Regions from separate parts of the Homo sapiens genome. Here all the other regions are linked to region 3. A link is a loop called in an ENCODE intact Hi-C map of the cell type or tissue named here. Cell type or tissue: heart right ventricle. All regions are shown on one strand.

The links. Peaks named below come from ENCODE experiments on the same cell type or tissue, not always from the same donor. Only the 100,000 strongest peaks of a DNase experiment are listed, where the experiment ranks them.
Region 1: a loop joins it to region 3, with 5 times the contacts of the local background. A loop is called at or near these places in 2 of 110 quality-filtered maps.
Region 2: a loop joins it to region 3, with 11 times the contacts of the local background. A loop is called at or near these places in 29 of 110 quality-filtered maps.

The regions. Positions count from the first base shown.
Region 1 is chrX:54,887,242-54,895,241 of GRCh38, forward strand. No RefSeq gene overlaps it. Among named protein-coding and RNA genes, the nearest start is that of TRO, 30 kb to the right of the region's middle. In heart right ventricle, a CTCF peak has its summit at 4,521 (motif pointing right); no DNase peak of the experiment used is centred here.
Region 2 is chrX:55,131,153-55,139,152 of GRCh38, forward strand. It overlaps the pseudogene LOC100421179. Among named protein-coding and RNA genes, the nearest start is that of VCF2, 26 kb to the right of the region's middle. In heart right ventricle, a CTCF peak has its summit at 4,210 (motif pointing right); a DNase peak (open chromatin) is centred at 4,209.
Region 3 is chrX:55,339,032-55,347,031 of GRCh38, forward strand. No RefSeq gene overlaps it. Among named protein-coding and RNA genes, the nearest start is that of PAGE3, 78 kb to the left of the region's middle. RefSeq lists an enhancer at 3,287-3,788. In heart right ventricle, a CTCF peak has its summit at 4,244 (motif pointing left); a DNase peak (open chromatin) is centred at 4,250; H3K27ac peaks cover 1,822 bases.

The DNA of each region.
Region 1 (8,000 bases), 450 kb before region 3:
CTGGGCCCTGGGTTGCATGGGCAGTGAGGCAGGGTGAGATTGTGAGTGAGGGTCAGACTTCCAGGGCCTGAGAGCTGAGGCCTGGAATGGGTCTGTCAGGCTGGGTTTGATGAAGGAGGCAGACAGGAACTGGATGTTGGATTTGGAGAGGAGTGTGGGGTAGGTGGAAGGGTATTGTAGGCAGGAGCAGCAGGTGGTGGTAGGAGTTAGACTTCTCACCTTCCCCGGATAGCACCCCATTTGCTGCCCTTTCCTTGGCTTTTCTGTCTGGTAATCCCTCTGTGCTTCCTCACCCCACCTCTACAGGTGAGAATGGCTCACTCTCACCCACCAGAATTAAGAAGGAAGAAGCTTGTATACCTATCATCTGCTACTCATCACTGTGAGGCCAGTCTGCCTTTTCCAGTTCAGTCATCATGGAAGACTTCATGGTCAAACACCATGTGGCCATAAAGGACATCACTGGAGACGTGAAGTTGAGGTGCTCTAGAGAAGTAGAAAACGCATGGACTATGTAGTTGACAGTTATTCTTGTACTTCCTAGCTATATAAACTGTAAACAAGTTCCCGAATACCTTAAGATATCTAGATATTCTATTCACAAGTAACTGGTACAGAAAACATGAAAAGAAAACAAATATAGCCATATTAGAATTAAAAAAGATTAAATTTAAACTTAAATTCACTAAATAGGATAAGGAGGGTCATCAATAATAATACAGCATATTTTATGAAGTAGTCATAAACAATATAAGAGCTGAATACCTACCACCAAAGCTACCAGAATGCTAAATAGAAACATACTATATAAGTGGGGCCAATGTGGCTGACTAGAAGCAGTGGAGATGGGAGGCTCACATCAAAAAGAAACATAGCAGCATGTGAATCATGCACTGGCAACTGAGGTATCCAGGTTCTGTCATCAGAACTGACTAGGTGGCTGGTGTGACCCATGGAGAGGAAGGAAGAGCAGTGTGGTGCAGCAGCCCACCTGAGAGCCACACAGGGCAGGGGAGCCCCCAGGGGAGCCCCCATCCCCTGGCCAAGGGAGGTGCCTCCTTGAGTGACATCTCCAGATGTGGGAGTGAACCAGATGAATAGGGCCTGAAAAGAACCCCAAGCAAACCACAGCAGACCTATAGAAAGGGACCTGGCCATTGAAAGAAAAACAAACAGAAAGGAACAACTACAGCATCAACAAAAAAAGTCCCCACAAAAATCTCACCCAAGGGTCAGCAGCCTCAAAGATCGAAACTAGACAAACTCATGAAGATGGGAAAGAATCAACAAAACAAACACTGAAAACCCAAAACGCCAAAGGCCTTTTCTCCTCCAAATGATTGCAGCACCTCTCCAGCAAGGGTGCAGAACTGGATAGAGGATGAAATGGATGAATTGACAGAAGTAGGTTTCAGATGGTAGGTAATAACACACTCCGCTGAGCTAAAGAAGCATGTTCTAACCCAATGCAAAGAAGGTAAGAACCTTGATAAAGTAGCAGTTACAGGAACTGCTACTAGAATAAACAGTTCAAAGAGAAACATAAATGACCTGATGGAGCTGAAAAATGCAGCACAGGAACTTCGTGAAGCATACACAAGTATCAATAGCTGAATTGATCAAGCAGAAGAAAGGATATCAGAGTTTGAAGCCCATCTTGCTGAAATGAGGCATGGAGACCAGATTTGAGAAAAAATAATGAAAGGGAATGAACAAAACCTCTGAGAAATATGGGACTATGTAAAAAGACCGAACCTACAATTGATTGGAGTACCTGAAAAGGATGGAGAGAATGGAACCAAGTTGGAAAACATACTTCAGGATTTTATCCAGGAGAACTTCCCAAACCTGGCAAGATAGGCCAACATTCAAATTCAGGAAATACAGAGAACACCACTAAGATACTCCATGAGAAGACCAACCCCAAGACAGATAATAATCAATTCTCCAAGGTTGAAATGAAGGAAAAAATATTAAGGGCAGCCAGAGAGAAAGTCCAGGTCACTTACAAAGGGAAGCTGATCAGACTAACAGCAGACCTCTCAGCAGAAACCCTGCAAGCCAGAAGAGAGGGGTGGGCAATATTCAATATTCTTAAAGAAAAGAATTTTCAACCCAGAATTTCATATCCAGCCAAACTAAGCTTCATAAGTGAAGGAGAAATAGGATCCCTTTCAGACAAGCAAATACTGAGGGATTTCATCACCACCAGGCCTGCCTTGCAAGAGCACTAAATATGGAAAGGAAAAACCAGTACCAGCCACTGCGAAAAAACACCAAAATATACACTTGATCTTAGCCAAAAGGCTGAGAAGCAATAAACACACCAAAATATAAAGACCAACGACACTATGAAGAAACTGCATCAATTAGTGTGCAAAATAACCATATAGCATCAAGATGACAGGATCAAACTCACACATAACAATATTAACCTTAAATTTACATGAGCTAAAAGCCCCAATTAAAAGACACAGATTGGCAAATTGGATAAAGAGTCAAGACCCATCAATGTGCTGTATTCAGGAGATGTGCAAAGACACACATAGGCTCAAAATAAAGGAATGGAGGAAAATTTACCAAGCAAATGGAAATAAAAAAAAAGCAGGGGTTGCAATCCTAGTCTCTGATAAAACAAACTTGAAACCAACAAAGATAAAAAAAGAGAAGGGCATTACATAATGGTAAAGGGGTCAATTCAACAAAAAAAGCTAATTATCCTAAATATATATCCACCCAATACAGGAGCACCAAGATTAATAAAACAAGTTCTTAGAGATCTACAAAGAGACTTAGACTCACACACAATAATAGTGGGAGACTAACACCCCACTGTCAATATTAGACAGATCAACAAGACAGAAAATTAACAAAGATATCCAGGACATGAACTCAGCTCTGAATCAAGTGGACCTAATAGATATCTACAGAATTCTCCACCCCAAATTAACAGAATATACATTCTTTTCAGTGCCACATGGCACTTATTCTAAAATCAACCACATAATTGAAAGAAAAACACTCCTCAACAATTGCAAAAGAACTGAAATAATAACACACTGTCTCTCAGACCACAGTGCAATCAAATTAGAACTCAGATTAAGAAATTCACTCAAAACCGCACAACTACATGAAAATTGAACAACCTGCTTCTGAATGACTCCTGGGTAAATAATGAAATTAATGCAGAAATAACGAAGTTCTTTGAAACCATTGAGAACAAAGAGACAACATACCAGAATCTGTGGGATGAAGCTAAAGCAGTGTTAAGAGGGAAATTTAAAGCACTAAATGCCCACATCAGAAAGCTCGAAAGATCTCAAATCAAAATCCTAACATCACAACTAAAAGAACTAGAGGAGCAAGAGCAAACAAATCCAAAGCTAGCAGAAGACAAGAAATAACTAAGATCAGAGCAGAACTGAAGGAGAGAGAGACATGAAAAACCCTTCAAAAAATCAATGGCTTGGAACCAACCCAAATGCCCATCAATGATAGACTGTATAAAGAAAATGTGCCACATATACACCATGGAATACTATGCAGCCATAAAAAGAAATGAGATTATGTCCTTTGCAGGGACATGGATGAAGCTGGAAGCCGTCATTCTCAGCAAACCAACACAGGAAGAGAAAACCAAATTCCTTATGTTCTCTCTCATAAATGGGAGTTGAACAATGAGAACACATGGACTCAGGAAGGGGAACAACACTCACCAGGGCCTATTGGTGGGTGGGAGGCGAGGGGAGGGAACCTCGATGACTGGTTAATAGGTGCAGGAAACCATCATGGCACACGTATACCTATGTAACAAACCTGCAGGTTCTGCACATGTATCCCGGCACTTAAAGTTAAAAAAAAAAAAGAAAGGAATACTAACAATTTTAATTCTTATTTCAAAATAGAGCATGTCTAGTAAAAAAATTATTAATGACATAAAATAATTGACTAAAACATTTACAAATTGAGTATATATGTGTGTATAGGTAAATCTACACACACATATGTAAATATATACACACATTTTTTCCATAGATCCATAAAACATGCCATAGAGCAATCATTGAGCTTTCATAATCTGTGTCTGCCTTTTGCTTTGTAGTTTGGAGACCCTAAGATTAGTCACACGTAGATTCATATGTTTGATCAGCTAAGTTTTTGAGAAGGGACGTATGTGAAAAAAAATCAGTAGTAAATTGGTCTAGGTAACACGTAGACATCTGTACGTGGATTATTGGAACTTAAGCTTATTGGAACACAAAGAAAGAAGAGGTTATTTCTACTTGTGTTGAGAAAGATGGAGAGACAGAAAAGGCTTCATAGAGAAATGGTTACTTGGGTTGAGATAACACACAAATGAGACCTAATATCCATTAAATCGACAAGGTTCAGGGAAGGATGGTTCTGGTTAGAAGAGATGGCATGTGTAGAAGTATACAACATACATAGGGACATGATACAGCATGGCATAGAGGGAGAAAGCATTTCTTCACTCCAAACTAATGAGAGCCTCCCCTTTAGAGTATACTGCCACGAGGTGGCAGTAGGAGTCTTATTCTTGTGTTCTGAGGCATTGGTATGGCTGGTTAACTAGCCAACAGCTAAATCAGGAACGCAATCCCATTCACAATTACCATACACAAAAAATAAAATTCTTAGAAATACAGCTAACCAGGGATGTGAAAAGTCTCTAAAATGAGAATTACAAAGCATTCTTCAAAGAAATTAGAGATGACACAAACAAATGGAAAAACATTCTGTGCTCATGGATAGGAATAATCAATATTAAAATGGACTTATCGCCCAAAGCAATTTACAAATTCAATGCTATTCCTGTCAAATTACCAACGACATTCTTCACAGAACCAAAAAAAACTATTTTAAAATTGATATGGAACCAAATAGATCCTGAATAGCTACGACAATCCTAAGCAAAAAGAACAAAGCAGGAGGCTTCAAACTATACTACAGGGCTACAATAACCAAAACAGCATGGTACTGGTACAAAAATAGACACATAGACCAATGGAACAGAAGAGAGCCCAGAAATAATGCCACATACTCACAACCACCTGATCTTTGACAAAGCTGACAAAAACAAGTAAGGGGGGAAAAAAAACTCCGTATTCAATAACTGGTGCTGGGATAACCATTCTGGACATAGGAACAGGCAAAGATTTCATAATGAAGATGCCAAAAGCAATTGCAACAAAAGCAAAAGTTGACAATGGCATCTAATTAAACCAAAGACCTCTGCACAGCAAAAGAAATTATCAACAGAGTAAACAGACAACCTACAAAATGGTAGTAAATTTTTGCAAACTATGCATCTGACAAAGATCTAATATTTAGCATCCATAAGGAACTTAAATTTATAAGAAAAAAAAATCAACCCCATTAAAAAGTAGACAAAGTACATGAACAGACACTTCTGAAAAGAAGACATGCATGTGGACAACAAGCATATGAAAAAAAGCTCAACATCATTGATCATTAGAGAAATGCAATTCAAAACCACAAGAGATACCATCTTACACCAGTCAGAATGGCTATTATTAAAAAGTGAAAAAAAAAATAACAGGTGCTGGCAAGGTTGTGGGGAAAAAGGAATGCCTATACATTGTTGGTGGTAAATTAGTTCAACCATTGTGGAAAGCAGTGTGGTGATTCCTCAAAGAGCTAAAAAACAAAACAAAACAAAACAAACAAAAGAACAAAACAAAACAAAAAAACCACCATTTGACCCAGCAATTCCATTACCAGGTATATACCCAAAGGAATATAAACCATTCTACCACAAAGGCCTATGCATGTGTATCTTCATTGCACCACTATTCACAATAGCAAAGACAGGGAATCAACCTAAATGCCCATCAGTGGTAGACTGGATAAAGAAAATGTGTTACATATATGCTATGGAATACTGCACAGCCAGAAAAAAGAACAAGACCATGTCCTTTGTAGGAACATGGATGGACCTGGAGGCCATTATCCTTAGCAAACTAACACAGAAACAGAAAACCAAATACCGTATGTTCTCACTTATAAGTGGGAGCTAAATAATGAGAACATATGGATACAAAGAGGGGAATAACAGATACTGGGGTCTAATTGAGGGTGGAGGTTGGGAGGAGGGAGAGAAACAGAAAAAAACAACTATTGGGTTCTAGGCTTAGTACCTGGGTGATGAACTAATCTGTACAACAAACCCCGTGACGTGAGTTTACCTATATAACAAACTTGCATATGTACCCGTGAACCTAAAATAAAAGTTAAAAATGAAATATGTTGGCTTTTCTACTTATAACTATTTCTAAGCCTACCTACATAAATATTTGCTCAAAATAAAGCCCACCAACTTAAGAATGTAAGAAATGTTACTTTCTTTGCTTTCTTTAACACTGATCTTCCCTTTTACCATCTCTACTGAACTGGATGGTAGAAACTTATAAAATTTTAGCTATTTATAGACCCCTTCTCCTGTGACCCTCTACTTTTCACCAGGATTGTATTTAACTTCTGGAGAGAAGTTTCTGGCTTCAAGATGGCTGACTAGAGGCATCTGGTACTCACCTCCTTCTAAACTAAAGTTCTTTTTTAGTTTAGAATAATTAAAACAATGAGTAGATAATCACATTTGGAGCAGATCATCTAAGAGAGAACACTGGAATTCAGCAAAGAAATGACAGGAAACACCTAAAAGAAGGAAGGAGCGGGAAGCAAGGCAGGCTGCTTGGCTAGGATCAGCTGGGAGCACAGAGAGTCTTCCTAATGTGGGGAAAGGGTAAGTGAGACATCCCCAGTGGTCCACATTCCCACCGTAGACACCTGCAATCCTAGCCATAGGAGAGCCCCTCGGCCCTCATGGACCCTGAGACTAACATAGGGAGCTATCTGGAGACTGTGTGATGGCATTGCTTCAGAGAGGGAGCTCACACTGGGTCCTACACAGCCCCCTGAGTCCTAAGCAGCTAAACAAAGGTGCCATTTTGAGAGCCCAGCCCCCACCAGACTGCATCCTGCCCTGGGGCCCAATAGCCCCTGTATCTCCACATTCCTAGAACCTCACTGACATCCCCCATCCATGGCCACCACTGCTGCTGGCTGCTGCCACTAGGGCTGATGCATGAGCCACTGGTAGCAAGCCTGCCTCACAGCAATGGGGCTGCCATGCATTTACAAGCACCCTAAGGACAGGCTGCCCGACCATAGCCACCACCTGGGGCTGAAACACACACACTTCCCAGCCACCTGCCTGTAACTGCTGCCACTGAAAGCAACCCCACCCTCCCTAAGAGCAGGACCAAAGTATAGCCACTGTTTCCCTCACCAGAATATTCTGCTGGGGGGCTGGGTGTCACCCTGCCCATGCCTAACACAAGCACTGCTTGCATGCACTACGGAGGGGCCTGAGGATCGTACCACCCAGCCTGGCTCTACCCTCTCAGTGCCTAAGCATGCTATCTGGAAGTCTGGGGACTGCCCTGGCCCATCCACTACCAATGATACCTGAGAAATCCTCCCAGAATCCAGAGGATATGCCCATCCAACTTGCTATTACCACCACAGTTGGCATGCACCACCTGTGGTCCTGGTGACTGGCTTGCCCAGCCTGTTGCAGCCACTGCCAACACCAGTGCCTACTACTTGGGAGCCAGAGAGTTGTACTGCCAATGCTACTGCCATCGCACGTGCCACACCTGCTGCTCAGGTACCTGAGGACCTGCCCATCTGCCTGGATCACCACTGCCACTGCCAGCACCTAAACAAGTGACCTGGAGGCCCAAGAATCAGTTTGCCTGGACCTGCTAACACCAGGGCTAATATATGCCATACTGAGCCAAAGGACAGGCATACTCAGCCAGTTGCTGCCAACAGTGGGACCTGTGGACTGGCCCACCTGGCACACCATCTCCAGCAAAACTTCATCACAGCCTCCAGAAACAGCTGCACCCTAAGCCACTGAATAAATCACAGACAACACTGATGCTGTTTATAAT
Region 2 (8,000 bases), 210 kb before region 3:
TGGTAGTTACCAAAGGCTGGTGGGTTGGAGAAATAGGGCCACAATAGTCAAAGGGTACAAAGCCTCAATTAGACAGGAGGAATAAGCTTGATTTTAGATCAATTGCACAGTATGTCGAATATAACTAATGATTATGTCGAATATAACTAATGATTGCATTCTGTACTTTTTAATATCACTAAGAGTAAATTTCTAATTTTGTTTGAACAACAAAAATGTTAAATATTTGAGGTGATGGTTATATTAACTAGCTTAATGTAATGCAGAAAGGTAGAACCTGAAATCCAGAGAAATAAGTTATTTCAGTAGGTTGTTTTTTTATGTAGGACACCTGGAGAAGAAAAAGGCATGGCCAGCTCCTTTATTCAGATAGATCAGTCTGTGAAACTTCTTGCAGTTTTCCAATCATAGTTGAGTTCAATTCAACTTGCACTAACACTCCACCAAAAGTCTCAGCCCTGCTTCGTGGCCCTGCTGTCATCTTCCCTCCTGGCCCTGAGTATTTCTTTGGTTTTTGTTCAGGATATGACATTCTGGACATTGGTAAGTGCCATTTGATTTGAGCTCTTATCTATTACTTATCAATATACACTCTCAGAAATGGCCCCTAGATTCCTGCATAATGATCAGAACTGTCTCTCTCTCTCTCTCTCATTAATGCTGCCTCTTTCTCTCACACACACACGCGCACACACACGCACTCACACACACACGCACACTCACACACACATACACAATGTAGTAATGGGCTTGTCAGGCCCTTTCTCTGGTTGGTTTCCCCAATATTTTTGTCCCTTCAGTCCCTGAGATTGGTTCCATTATTCAGCACAGGTGTTCAGGAGACAGAGACATGTGGTAGCCATGTTTTCAAACATGTCCAACATAGGTGAATGAATATACTTTAGGCTTCCAATATGGTATGTTCTCATATGCCAAGGATAGATGGAAATGAGGCCACTCTCCAGGGGACAGAACAAGTCTAGTGCGAGCTTTCTGCATAAGGACCTTGCAGCCGTTCTGGGACACTGTTAAGCATAGAGATGGCCAACAGGATAATCTTCTCACAACACCACAGCTTGGTGTTTCCTGCTCTTTTGACAGACTTTCAGATGGAAACCAAATAACTTGATTGGAAAAATCTATTTCAAGAAAGAAGAGCCACCTCATATGGGCATTTTCTCCCATATAGGAAGAGCTGCCTTGGGACAAGGATGAAGAACTAGAAATTATCCCAGCAACCACACATCCTGCTAGTGACCCTATGGGTCAGAGCATCTTGCAAGAACCTACATGGAGGACTCCAGTGGGAGATTCTAGTGGTCTTACTTGGCTCCCACACAAAGAAGTATCTTGGTTGGGACTCCTATGCCTATCACAGATGGAGAGAGTCCAAGGCATGGGTTGCATTTTTATATATTTAGAACATTAGCCACATGCCCAAGATTTCCACAGAGTGGAAATTGACCATCTGTCTTTTCAGAAGGGAAACACAGACCAAGACAGTTTTGTGCCCAGTAATACTGGAACCTCAGGCTCCTTTGTATCAGACCCACAGGCTCTGCTTGTGAGCAACAGCTTTATTACAGGTCTTCTTGATCCTCATGCCCCAGTGGGCACCCAGCACAATCTTTATGAGAGAGAAATGGAGAGCTTCATTTTTACCATGGCATACATGACCTCGCAAATTAAGTATACTTGGTTTTGTTTTTAGCAAAATGAAGTCCCATGGGTCTCTAACATGGTCCAGACAAATCAGAAGGCAGGTAATTGGTAACATGACCTCGCAAATTAAGTATACTTGGTTTTGATTTTAGCAAAATGAAGTCCCATGGGTCTCTAACATGGTCCAGACAAATCAGAAGGCAGGTAATTGGGTGTTGAATAAATACTTACAGACAAATCATATGAAGGAATGGATGGAGACACGGTTTTACAACAGAGAGGGAGGTTTAACCAAGATATGAAGATTTGACATAAAAAAAACTGTACAACTTCAAACAAGGGTTTAGATGTTGTACTTCCTGTTCCAGGATGCATGTGAGTTGAGAAGCATCACTTAAGTGGATATATAGTACTTAAATCATTTGGGGATTTTGTAGTGTTTGGTATTGGCAGTGGGGAGAACTCCATGCTCCAGCATCCAGAAAGATGCATGAAAACATGGTTGTATATGACAGCTTTTCTTGACGAGGTAGGTCGTGGTGAAAACATGTCACAGAATCTCCAAAGTAGGTGACTGGGCTCAGAAGAGACAACAGAGGACCAGTTTTGAAATTAGGAGGAAGGTCCCTTCAGGGGATCCCTTGCCCTGCCTCACAGGATGATATTGGAGCTTTTAATAGGGTGTGCACTTTGGTTTAGTTCATGGCCTATAGACACTCTCCAAACATTTCTTGGATAGGTATGTGGATGGAATCATAGTTTCATGCATCCATAGACAGAGAGATGGACAGACAAATGAATGGATGGATTGAGGCAAGATTATGCAGTGTCAGTGGTGTCACATTTATGGTATAAAAGTCTTTGTGCAATTTGCAAAATAAAGGGAAGCCTGATATCTTTCAGTTCATGTTTTGATGTAAGTGTTTCTGGAAGAAAGAGGGTAATGGGAAATACAGCTGAAGGGGTTCACTGGGGCCAGGAAAGCCTTGACCACCAAGTAAGATATAAAGTAGTGGGGCCCTTTTAGAACTGACCAAAAATATGACCCAAAAGGCATCTGCATCAGGTTAATCTGGCAGCAAAGAAAGGAAAGACAAGAGGAGACAGAGAAAGAAAACCACCCCTAGAATATTATTGGATTAATCTAAACGTGAGATGATTGTGATCTAAATTTGAGACCTGGAAGTAGTAACTGAAAAATTATAGGGAAGAGACATCCAAGGAACAATTGGAAGGTCAAGGAGGGCCTAGAATATCTAGGGACATGGTAGTGGGATGCATTGAGATATGAAGGAATGTAAGCACATTTTGGGTAGTCTTGATGAATTTTGATTTAGTTATACTGATAATGAGTTGACAGAGAAACTTACTGGAGCAAATGTTCAGCATGGAGAAGGGAATGCATATCTGGAATTTAAGGCAGTGGTGAGGACAACAATAGACATCTAGTAGTCATGTGCTTAGAAGTAATGTTTGAGGAAAGAGAATCCTGAGGCAGAGAGGATAGACTAAAATGAGTAGAGGCTTAAGTACTGAATTCAAGAAATATTTGATAGGGTGTGTGTCTTAGTTTGGCTGCCTGCTATAACAAAGTACCATAGGCTGGTGGCTTATAAACAATAGAAACATATTTCTCACAGTTCTGGAGGCTGTAAGTCTGAGATCAGGGTTCTATGAGGCCCCCCTTAGACTTGCAGACTGCTGGCTTCTTGCTGTACTCCTAGGTGGTGGATAGCTCTCTGACTTCTTATAAGGGCTTTAATTTTGTTCATGAGGGCTCTACTCTCATGACCTAAGCACTTCCTAAAGGCCCCACCTCCTAATACCATCACATTGGGATCAGAGTTTCAATACATGAATTTTGAGGGGACACAAACATTCAGCCCATTGCAGTGGGGGTGTGGCAAAGAGGAACAGCTTGGAAAGAATTCCATTGTGCACTCAAAGAGACAAGAGAAAAAGTAGTAAGGCAGAAGATCAGAGAAGGGAAGGGAAGGAGAAAGCTTCCAGGAGTGGTGGTGAATAGGGCTCCATGCTGTTGAGAACTGAAAGAAAAAAAACTGAGAAAAGGCATCTACCATATTTGTTAACTAGCATGTGAGATGACAAAATTAAGCTTGCTTCTCCATGGGAGTGAAGGAAGGTGCTATCAAGCTGTAGAAAATAAATAGTGGAATTTTATAGCACTGCTGGTCAGCTCTCATTCAATCATACTGACCTTCCACACTGAGAATTAGGAAACTTAATGCAAAGTCATCACACAAAAATAGCTCCAAATTGCTCGCCAAAGATGCAGAGAAATGGCATTGCTTTTCTTTCTTCTGACATCATTCTTTGCCCTTCCATACAGCCATGAAACAAGTTCCATAGCATAGCTGGGCCACCAGATCAAGTTACAATCAGGAATTCTTGAAAACAATCTGAAACTGGATGGTTTCTTCTCATTATCTCCATACCTGTTGTGCTGCCAACTTTCACAGCCTGCTCTTTCTATGTTCTAGTTCATTATGATCCTTTCCTTTCCACTCGCATTCCATATGCTCATCCAGCAGGTGGCAGGAGCCATCCACTTTCAGGAGTGGGTGTAGCTTAAAGATTTCTGATGACAGTCACTCTTTAGCACAATAGTTCTGTGGTATGTGTCTTTTCTGACATACCAAGGTCTTTCTCCCATGACCTTCATCATACCCTACCCTACCATTGTCATCCAGCACATCCTTTTATTGGTCCTCTATAGGGGAGCAATTTTGAATGAAAGCAAGTTACTTCTCAAATGCTGAGCCATGTCTCTGACCAAGTTGCAGTTCAGGCCCTATCTTCTATCATGCTGATAGAAGAGAGTCCTCCTTGCTAAGTCATATCAGACTTACCGTTGGCCAGAAAAGCAGTCATTCAATTAATTCCCAACCAGCCCCATAATGAGTCTGGCCTGCCTTCAGACTTAGCTCCTTAAACATGGGACAGGAAAGGGTAAACTGAAGGGGAACGAAGGATCCAGAGCACTTTCTGTTTTTAGCTTACCTAGGGAAATTGTTAGATGAAGATAATTTCCTCCTATAGGCTTAGGTATCAAGACTCAGCTTTGTTCACTAGATTAATTGGTGGCCACCACTTTGAATCAACCTCTTTTCAACACTTTGCCAAAAGGCCTGCTTCCAGATCCATCCCTGTTGTGAGTTGCTCTGATCCATTCTGGAGGCCATCCTACGGGTGGGAGCCCTAACTCACCTTTCTTTTCTGGTTCATTCAATCGGTATTTATTGTGTGTTCTGGAAATATAGCAATGAACCAGACACATATGGATCCTTTTTCACAGAGGTTTTAGTCTGGAGGGGAGGCAGATGTTTCACTCATAAATAAGTATCTATATCAATATTGGTGATTGCCATAAAACAAAATTATAATCTGCCTTAGAAACATATAACAGAGAGACATCACCAAGCCTAGATGGTCCGAGAAGGCTTTCCTGTGGAAGTGACATTTGAACTTCAACTTGAAGGATGAATAGGAGTTATACAGGTGAATAAGACAAGGGAGGAAATTCCAGGCAAAAGGAAGGGCGTGTTTAAAGGCCTGAGTCAAGAAAGATGTTGGTATATTTGAGGATGTGAAAGAGTCAATGAGGTTGAGAATTGTGCATTGAGAGAAATAGTGACATGAGATGAGCCTGGAGAAATAGAGATTGAACTTGGCTATATCAAGCAAAGCTTTGTGGGCTAGAGTAAGGGTCTTGCACACTGTCCTAAAAGGAATGGGTAGCCTTCCCTAGTCATCCAGGCCCTTAGAGATCCCTCACTATATATGCCCAGACATCTTATTCTTGTATTTTGCAGCATCTATCACAATTAAACAAATATTTTCACAGTTGTCCTTAATTACACAGTCCATTGTAGGGTTTGGAGAAGGAGAGTAACATAATAAAAACTACAATTTTAACTCAAATTTTAATTTAAAAGTCAAAGTTTAATTTTACATTCATGTGATAGTGGATCACAGTGGGGCTGCAGTAGATGTTGGGAGGTCACAACAAAGCTCTCACCTTAATCCACGTGAGAAATGATCATGGATTGGATTATTGTTAGCAGTGAAGAAGATGAAGCTAACTGAACCACTTTTAGGTTTAGTTCTGAGGAGAGGATTTAGTGATGGCTGTGGAGGGTGTGGGAAAGAGGTGCCAGAGTTAATGAGGAAACTGTATAGTCAGAAGGATAAGATGATAAGATTACATGTGAAAATGTCAAGTTTGAGAGGACTGAGACCCTCAAATAGAGAAGAGGAACGGGCTAGGGGATTTTATGGGTCTGGAAGAGAGAGGTGAGAGCTCAGGCTTGGCAATACACATTTGGATTCTCTCAGTATAGGAATATTACTTGGGGCCGTGAAACTGAATGACATCCCTGATGAGAAGAAAAGAGGACCAAGGACTGTGCCCTGGAGAACTCCAAAATTCAAAGATCAGATGGAGGATTTGGCTATATTGACTGAGAAGAAAAAGGAATTGGCAAGAGGAAAACAAATAGAATGGGATGACAAAGCCATGTAATCATTTAGTGAGAGAGATGCAGTGAGCATAGTCTAATTCCAGGCTTCTTTTGCCCTTAAACTAGGATGCCACATTCCGATATCTGTTTCCTCAATACCCTTACTTATAACAATATGCCCCTCTCTCAAAAGCTGAATATTGACAAAGTTGTCATTGTGTTAGATAATAGAAGTGCCAGGGATCTTAAAAGAGTCTCTGTGTTACACAACTCCAGAAGGCACCGTTCACATAGAATGCAATGTGAATGGGGCTTCCTAGGGCCTTAAGGCCCAGTGCAGCTCCATTCTTGAGGTGTTGTTTGTCCTCAGCAAATTTGTTTACTCCAAGAGCTGTGTTCTGGAAAAATCAGTCTTAGAAATTAACCTGAATCTATACTCTTGAGCTGAAAGAGAATAGGGCTCACTTAGTTGTTTGGGAATAAGCCCACATCCATTACTATTGGCCTCTTTTTTCTCTACCAAAACCATTCTATCCTTCTCAGTGTGGAATGGGGGAATTCTGGCTGCTAGGAAAAAGATTGACTTGAGATATCCTTGAAAGAATTATCTGAGAATATTCCTCTCATACTCTTTCAGGTTCTGACGAAAGGACGCCAAGACTCATTCTCCAGTAGCTCTATTCAAAGAGCTCCAGGTTTTATCTTTGCAGGTTCTTGACATCAGGGCCAGCAATTCTACTTCAAATAAACAGATCCAAATAAGCAGGTGAAGCATATCTTTCTTCCTCCAGTTTGAGAATCCTCAAGACCTGCCTTCTAATGCTACCTGGGCCAATACGACAAGGCAGGGTCTATTTGCCAATAGTGGCCTCTCCACTAATGCTCAGCTGTTAGTCCTTGTGAGCAGAGCTTCCCTTCAACCCTAGATTTTAAGTTGAAGGTTAAACTGGATAACTTTCTGGCTTACTTTCCCTCTGATGACTCCTCCCAACCCAAGAAGGTCCTCACTATGCAGGTTAAAAACTCTGCCATTGACAGATTTATAGAGACTGGGACTGTGCAGGAAATGCTGCTCCAGAATCACTCCCTAGCATTCATCAAGCACATCTTGTACTGCAGGTGGGCAGAGCTGCAAAGCATTGAAGAGATTATGCAAGGATGACAAGATGTCCACAACCATATTTAAGTACACATAGTTCTATCCATGGTCAGATGCTGTCAATCACTGGGGAAACAGTGTTCCCATCTGAAACGGTTTGGCTGTGTCCCCACCCAAATCTCATCTTGAATTGTAATCCTCATAATCCCCATGTTAAGGGAGGGACCCAGTGGGAGGTGATTTGATCATGGGAGTGGTCCCCCCATGATGTTCTCATAATAGTGAGTGGGTTCTCACGAGATCTGATGGTTTTATAAGTGTTTGACATTTCCTCCTTCACACACTCACACTCTCCTGTTGCCTTATGAAGAAGATGCCTGCTTCCTCTTCTGTCACGACTGTAAGTTCCATGAGGCCTACTCAGCCATGTGGAACTGTGAGTCAATTAAACCTCTTTCCTTTATAAATTACCCAGTCTCAGGTACTTCTTTATAGCAGTGTGAGAATGGACTAAAAGAGGAATTGGTACTGCGGAGAGTGGGGCCCTGTTATCAAGATACCTGAAAATGTGGAAGCAACTTTGGAACTGCATAACAGGCAGAGGCTGGAACAGTTTGGAGGGCTCAGAGAGAAGACAGAAAGATGTGGGAAAGTTTGGAACTTCCTAGAGACTTGTTGAATGCTTTTGACCAAAATTCTCATAATGATTTGGACAATGAAGTCCAGGCTGAAGTAGTCTCAGATGGAGATGAGGAACT
Region 3 (8,000 bases):
TGAAATTTACACTCAGTAATTTTGAAATGTAGAAAACTCCATTATTAGCTATATTAACCATGTTGTGCAATAAATCTCAAAAATATTCTTCCCATCTAACTGATAATTCATACCCTTTAAGCTATCTATGATTATCTCTTTTTTACACTTGAGGACATTAGGTATGTATGCATTTAGAGTTAACAAGCAAAGAGCAAATAAGGTGGCAGCCAGATGATTGATAAGAAGCTTGTTTTATGACAGTAGAGGCAAGCAAGAGAGTGGACAGGACCCAGAGGATCTTTAGGGGTGCAGCTTGTGCTACCATGATGCCTAGTAGAAGACACTGCAAAACCATCCAGGCAGTACAGCTAAGCTTTCCAACATGTTGCAAAGTTGAATAACAGGGTAATTGTGGAAGAATATATTTCCCCAAAATGATCATTTTGTCATTCTCACACAAAGAGGTGGAGTCTGTTTCCTCTCGTCTTGAACTTGGGTGGCTTGTGACCCCTCCAACTGAGAGAGCACCCAGGAGATGATGCTAAGTGAGTTCTTAAACTAGGTCATCAAAAAGGTACAGTTTCTTCTCGGTTCTTTCCCTCTTTTTCTTGGAATGCTCACCCTGAAAACCAGCCACCAAGTTACAGGGAAGCTCAGGCCACATGAAGAGAACATATGAGTGTTGCAATCAGCAGCCCTAGCACAGGTCTCAGGTGGCAGCCAATATTTACTAGCAGACATGTGATTGAGTGAGCCTTCAGATGATCCTAGCCTCCTGCCTTTAAGCAACCCCAGTGGAATCCAAGAGAAGCAGAGATTAGCTATTCCTAAAAAGCCCTACCCAAATTCCATATTTGACAGCATTGTCAGTGTTTTAATCCACTACATTTGGTGTGACGGTTAATACTGAGTGTGAACTTGATTGGATTGAAGGATGCAAAGTATTGTTCCTGTGTGTGTCTGTAAGGGTGTTGCCAAGGGAGATTAACATATGAGTTACTGCGAATGGACTGGGAAAGGCCGACCCACCCTCAATCTGGGTGGGCACAATTGAATCAGCTGCCAGCTTTGTCAGAATAAAAGCAGATAGAAGAACGTAAAAAGTCTAGACTGCTTTAGTCTTCTGGCCTACGTCTTTCTCCCATGCTGGATGCTTCCTGCCCTCGAAGATCAGACCCCAAGTTATTCAGCTTTGGGACTTGGACTGGCTTCTTTGCTCCTCAGCTAGCAGACGGCCTATTGTGGGACCTCACCTTGTGATCATGTGAGTCAATACTCCTTAATAAACTCCCATTTATATATACATCTATCCTATTAGTTCTGTCCCTCTAGAGAACGCTGACTAATACCTTTGGGATTATTTATTATGCAGCCATGTTAACTGCAACAGGAACTAATACTTGTGTTTATGTTCTTTACTGTAAATTTAGTTAATCTCTTCCATTTATTTCTACTCCTTAGCCCTTTCACCAGTCCTCTTCACTATTACATAAGCTGTGTTGGAAGTAGTTAAATTTGTTACTTAGTCCATAATTTGGAGAATAATAAAGTGGCCTAGGGCAACACTAGAAGTGGAATGGGCATCACCTGAATGTCTTGGATTAATAGCCATTTTTGCTGAAAAGGTGTGCCATGCTAAGTGGAAGTATTATTGATCTTGTGTATATGAGAAGGTGAGCAGATGCAGACTTCAGGCAGCCAAGCAGTGGACTGTAGTGGACATCTGTGGGGTTTGTTTGCCCAATATCTATACCCTTACCCCCTTCTTTAATGCAGTCTTAGTGGGACAGTCAATTGAAGTGCTAGAACTCCTCTGGCAAAAGGGAGGGCCAGTGACACAAGTGGGAACAAGTAGACTTTCTTCCTTGGAATTTGAATTTTCATTAAAGTAACTTGAGAACTGAAAATAGCTGTAGCTGATTCATGCCGTCAACCTAGATTTTGATTCTGTGAGCTCTCCCACAGCCTTGCATTATACTTCCTTTTGCTTTGGTTAGTCAGAATTAGTTTTTACTGTTTGAAATCAAAGGCCCTAGCTGAAGTCTTGTTTTAGAAAGACTGCTTATGTCATGGATGTGGAGGCTGAGAGGCTGGGCCCAAGACTGTGTATGAGGAGGCTGGTGCACCTAGTTGTACAAGTAAGGGAAGGCAAGACCTGAACTGGGGCAGTGGCTACCAGGGCAGAAGGAAGAGACTGAGTCAGTGAGGTAGAATCCAGAAGATAAGGGTGCTTACTGGAGGTGGGGGAGGGAATGAGGTGAGAAAGAGGGAGTTGTCCAGGGTGGTTTCCAGGCTACTTCCTGCTTGATGCAATGCGGTTGTCAGTCAACAGCACAAAAACCCATTAGGAAGGGGACGGGATTAGGGGCTCGTCAAGGGGAGAAACTGTGCTTAGATTATTTATAAGACATTCAAACAGAATAAGTCCAGAGGTGAGAAATCTGGGCTGACCACAGGAGCAGAGGACTCTCATTAGCATGTGAATAGAGACTGAGGCCTGAAAGTGGGCAAGATCATCTATGAGAGAGGAGAGGGTGAGAGAAAGGAACAGGACTTAAGACCAGTAGGAGAGGTTTCAAGATGATTGACTAGGGACATGCCAGTTCTCTTCAGAAAGAAGATCAAAGTTACTGTGAATGGACAACTTTTGAATGGAAAATGGAGGAAAGAGGGCCAGGACCTTTAGGAGTACCCACAGGAAGAAGCTGGAGCTCAGGAAAAGAAAGCAGCAAGAGCCTGGCTGAGATCCCTGAGGATCTCAGAGCCCTGTGGACAGGGTAAATGGGAGTGCTTCTCTGCTCCCCTCACCCGTCTGGCAATCTGCTGACTGTCAAAGCCCCTCTGCCCCAAAGCCCCACTGCTGGGTAGTGCCACTGCACCACCAGACCACCTGCAAACATACCCCATTACCCATGGTAAACCAACAAGTATCTGAGACAAGTCTCAATCAGCTTAGAAGTTTTATTTTGCCAAGGTTAAGGACCTGGGTGGGAGAGAGGTCTGTGTTTTTTTCCAAAGATGATTTTGAAGTCTTCAGTATTTAAAGGGGAAAAGCAAGCTGGAGGGGAAAAGGAGAGTATGGTAATTCACATGTTGCAAGAGAAAAGGAGCAGGTAGAGGAATAGTCAATTATGTATTAACCTTGAGCTCAGTAAATCAGCACTTTACATATGATAAGGTGAACACGGAGTATCCACCTTTTATCTGTAGCTATCTGCTTAGGAACAAAAGGAAAGCTAACTTCTTGCATGACTCAGCTTTCAGCTTATTTTTTTTTTCTTTTGGTGCAGTGAATCGGGGCCCCAAGTTTTTATTTTGCTTTCACATCATTCTGACTTTGACAAGCACCAGGAACCAGTAGTTCCCCAGGGACATGTGGCCCCTTGGAGATCTAATCCTTAACGCGGTCCGCCCCTAAGGGAGGGGGTCCCACTTGGGACAAAGGAAATGCGGACACAGCACAAACTGCTGAAGGGGGCAGCATGGACGCCCAGGAATGGGCCTGGAGAGAGTGTCATCTCCCACACACACCACCCCCACTGGCCAACACCCCTCCCCACCCGCCGCCAATAATGCCCACCACATCCCTCCTCCAGCACCCCTTCCTTCCCCCAAAAAAACCTCCCTCTGCTAACACCCCTCCCCCTCTCCCCCTACACCGTCTCTCTCTGCCAACATCCCTGCACCGCCGTCCCTACCCCCGTCCCAACACACAGTTCCCGAGTGAGTGGCGGTTCTTACAGGAGTCCCGGTGAGCATGCACTAAAAGAAAATGCTTTTTGTGTTTTTCCGGTGGCCCTACCCTAGCTGAAAGTGAGCCTGCGCCTGCTGAGGCTTTCTAGAAGGGCAGGGCCCAAGTTCCCACCCTACACAGAGCAGCAGCGTCCCGGCAACAACGGTCAGAGTGTAGAGTTGCCTGTCCTGGACTAGGGGAAGAGGCTCTGCCCCATCCCCATTCTAGTGGTAACCATTAGAGAGCAGGATCTAAGGCCAGAGCCGCACTATGGCAGGAACCAAAGGACAAAGCCTTTATAAATAGAAGGTCACGAGTCCTGCAACTGGGGCTTGATAGGGAAGTGGATAGTGTTTCTGCTGGCCCAGGAAAAGGAGTTGGTGCACATCTTCCCCCACATTCCTTCCCTGCCCCGCCACCATCCCGAGACTTTCAGCACACCCCAACACAATTTCTTTCTGCCATCCCTGTCAGGGCAGGTGCATCCACTGGGCACCATACTGGTTCTCACTCTTTCGCTCCCTCTACTGGACTGCATCCTGAACTGCACCACCAAACAAAACTACATGGCTACAATAAGCAGAATCTGAGAATGCTTCTCCCCAGAACCTAACCACAACAAACGAGCCCATACAGATCCTTGGCCCCATGAAAGCATCGGAAATGAAGCCAGTCAGTCTTACACAACATATACCAGTCATACCCTCAAGGGGAAAAAAAAGAATTAAAAAGCTAAAAGGCCCCATTCAAATGATAGGAAATTCAAAAATGAGAAGCAACAGCTCCCTCAAATGAGAAGGAATCAGAGCAAGGACTCCAACAGTAAAATATCCAGTTTGACACCTCCAAAGGCTCACACTGGCTCCCTAGCAACGGATCCTAACCAGAATGAAATGTCTGAAATGACAGATAAAGAATTCAAAATATGGATTGCGGATCCCGTTCCAAGATGGCTGAATAGGAACAGCTGCGGTCTGCAGCTCCCAGCGTGACCCACGCAGAAGATGGGTGATTTCTGCATTTCCAACTGACATACCTGGGTCATCTCACTGGGACTGGTTGGACAGTGGGTGGAGCCCATGGAGGGTGAGCCGAAGCAGGGCAGGGCATCACCTCACCCAGGAAGTGCAAGGGGTCGGGAGATTTCCCTTTCCTAGCCAAGGGAAGCTGTGACAGACTGTACCTGAAAAAACGGGACATTCCTGCCCAAATACTGCACTTTTTTAATGGTCTTAGCAACCAGCAGACGAGGAGATATTTTCCAGTGCCTGGCTCGGTGGGTCCCGTGCCCACGGAGCCTTGCTCACTGCTAGCACAGCAGTCTGAGATTGACCTGTGAGGCTGCAGACTGGTTGGGGGAGGGGCATCTGCCATTGCTGAGGCTTGAGTAGGTAAACAAAGCAGCAGGGAAACTCAAACTGGGCACTGCAGCTTAGCAAGGCCTACTGCCTCTATGGGTTCCACCTATGTGGGAAGGGCATAGCTGAACAAAAGGCAGCAGAAACTTCTGCAGACTTAAATGTCCCTGTCTGACAGCTCTGAAGAGAGCAGTGATTCTCTCAGCACAGCGTTGGAGCTCTGAGAACAGACAGACTGCCTCCTCAAGTGGGTCCCTGACCCCGTGTAGCCTAACTGGGAGACACCTCCCAGTAAGGGTCGACTGACACCTCATACAGGCAGGTGTCCCTCTGAGACAAAGCTTCCAGAGGAAAGATCAGGAAGCAATATTTGCTATTCTGCAATAGTTGCTGTTCTGCAGCCTCCGCTGGTGATACCCAGGCAAACAGGGTCTGGAATGGACCTCCAGGAAACTCCAACAGACCTTCAGCTGAGGGACCAGACTGTCAGAAGGAAAACTAACAAACAGAAAAGAATAGTATCAACATTAACAAAAAGGACATTTACACCAAAACCCCATCTGTAGGTCACCAATATCAAACAACAAAGGTAGATAAAACCACAGAGATGGGGAGAAACCAGAGCAGAAAAGCTGAAAATTCTAAAAACCAGAGCACCTCTTCTCCTCCAAAGGACTACAGCTCCTTGCCAGCAACGGCACAAAGCTGGATGGAGAATGACTTTGATGAGTTGACAGAAGTATGCTTTAGAAGGTCGGTAATAACAAACTTCTCCAAGCTAAAGGAGCATGCTCTAACCCATTGCAAGGAAGCTAAAATCCTTGAAAAAAGATTAGACAAATGGCTATAGAGAATAAATGGTGTAGAGAAGACCTTAAATGACCTGATGGAGCTGAAAACCACAGTATGAGAACTTCGTGACACATGCACAAGCTTCAATAGCCGATTCAATTAAGTGGAAGAAAGGGTATCAGTGATTGAAGATAAAATTAATGAAATAAAGCGAGAAGACAAGGTTAGAGAAAAAAGAGTAAAAAGAAACGAAAAAAGCCTCCAATAAATATGGGACTATGTGAAAAGACCAAATCTACATTTGGTCTAGCAGAAGGCAAGAAATAACTAAGATCAGAGCAGAACTGAAGGAAATAGAGACACAAAAAACCCTTCAAAAAATCAGTGAATCCAGGAGCTGGTTTTTTGAAAAGATCAACAAAATTGATAGACTGCTAGCAAGACTAATAGGAAAGAGAGAAGAATCAAATAGATGCAATAAAAAATGGTAAAGGGGATATCACCACCGATCCCACAGAAATACAAACTACCATTAAAGAATGCTATAAACACCTCTACGCAAATAAACTAGAAAATCTAGAAGAAATGGATAAATTCCTCGACACATACACCCTCCCAAAACTAAAGCAGGAAGACGTTGAATCACTGAATAGACCAATAACAGCTCTGAAATTGAGGCAATAATTAATAGTCTAGCAACCAAAAAAAGTCCAGGACCAGAAGGATTCACAGCCGAAATCTACCAGAGGTACAAGGAGGAACTGGTACCATTCCTTCTGAAACTATTCCAATCAATAGAAAAAGAGGGAATCCTTCTTAACTCATTTTAGGAGGCCAGCATCATCCTGATATCAAAGCCTGGCAGAGACACAACAAAAAAAGAGAATTTTAGACCAATATCCCTGACAAACATTGGTGTAAAAATCCTCAATAAAATACTGGCAAACCTAATCCAGCAGCACATCAAAAAGCTTATCCACCATGATCAAGTGGACTTCATCCCTGGGATGCAAGTCTGGTTCAACATACACAAATCAATAAATGTAATCCAGCATATAAACAGAACCAATGACAAAAACCACACGATTATCTCAATAGATGCAGAAAAGGCCTTTGACAAAATTCAACAGCCCTTCATGCTAAAAACTCTCAATAAATTAGGTATTGATGGGACTTATCTCAAAATAATAAGAGCTATCTATGGCAAACCCACAGCCAATATCATATCGAATAGGCAAAAACTGGAAGCATTCCCTTTGAAAACTGGCACAAGACAGGGATGCCCTCTCTCACCACTCTTATTCAACATAGTGTTGGAAGTTCTGGCCAGGGCAATCAGGCAGGAGAAGGAAATAAAGGGCATTCAATTAGGAAAAGAGGAAGTCAAATTGTCCCTGTTTGCAGATGACATGATTGTATATCTAGAAAACCCCATCGTCTCAGCCCAAAATGTCCTTAAGCTGATAGGCAACTTCAGCAAAGTCTCAGGATACACAATCAATGTGCAAAAATCACAAGCATTCTTATACACCAATAACAGAGAAACAGAGAGCCAAATCATGAGTGAACTCCCATTCACAATTGCTTCAAAGAGAATAAAATACCTAGGAATCCAACTTACAAGGGATGTGAAGGACCTCTTCAAGGAGAAGTACAAACCACTGCTCAAGGAAATAAAAGAGGATACAAACAAATGGAAGAACATTCCATGCTCATGGATAGGAAGAATCAATATCATGAAAATGGCCATACTGCCCAACGTAATTTATAGATTCAATGCCATCCCCATCAAGCTACCAATGACTTTCTTCACAGAATTGGAAAAAACTACTTTAAAGTTCACGTGGAACCAAAAAAGAGCCCGCATTGCCAATTCAATCCTAAGCCAAAAGAACAAAGCTGGAGGCATCATGCTACCTGACTTCAAACTATACACAAGGCTACAGTAACCAAAACAGCATGGTACTGGTACCAAAACAGAGATACAGACCAACGGAACAGAACGGAACCCTCAAATAATGCCACATATCTACAACCATCTGATCTTTGACAAACCTGACAAAAACAAGCAATGGGGAAAGGATTCCCTATTTAATAAATGGTGCTGGGAAAACTGGCTAGCAATATGTAGACAG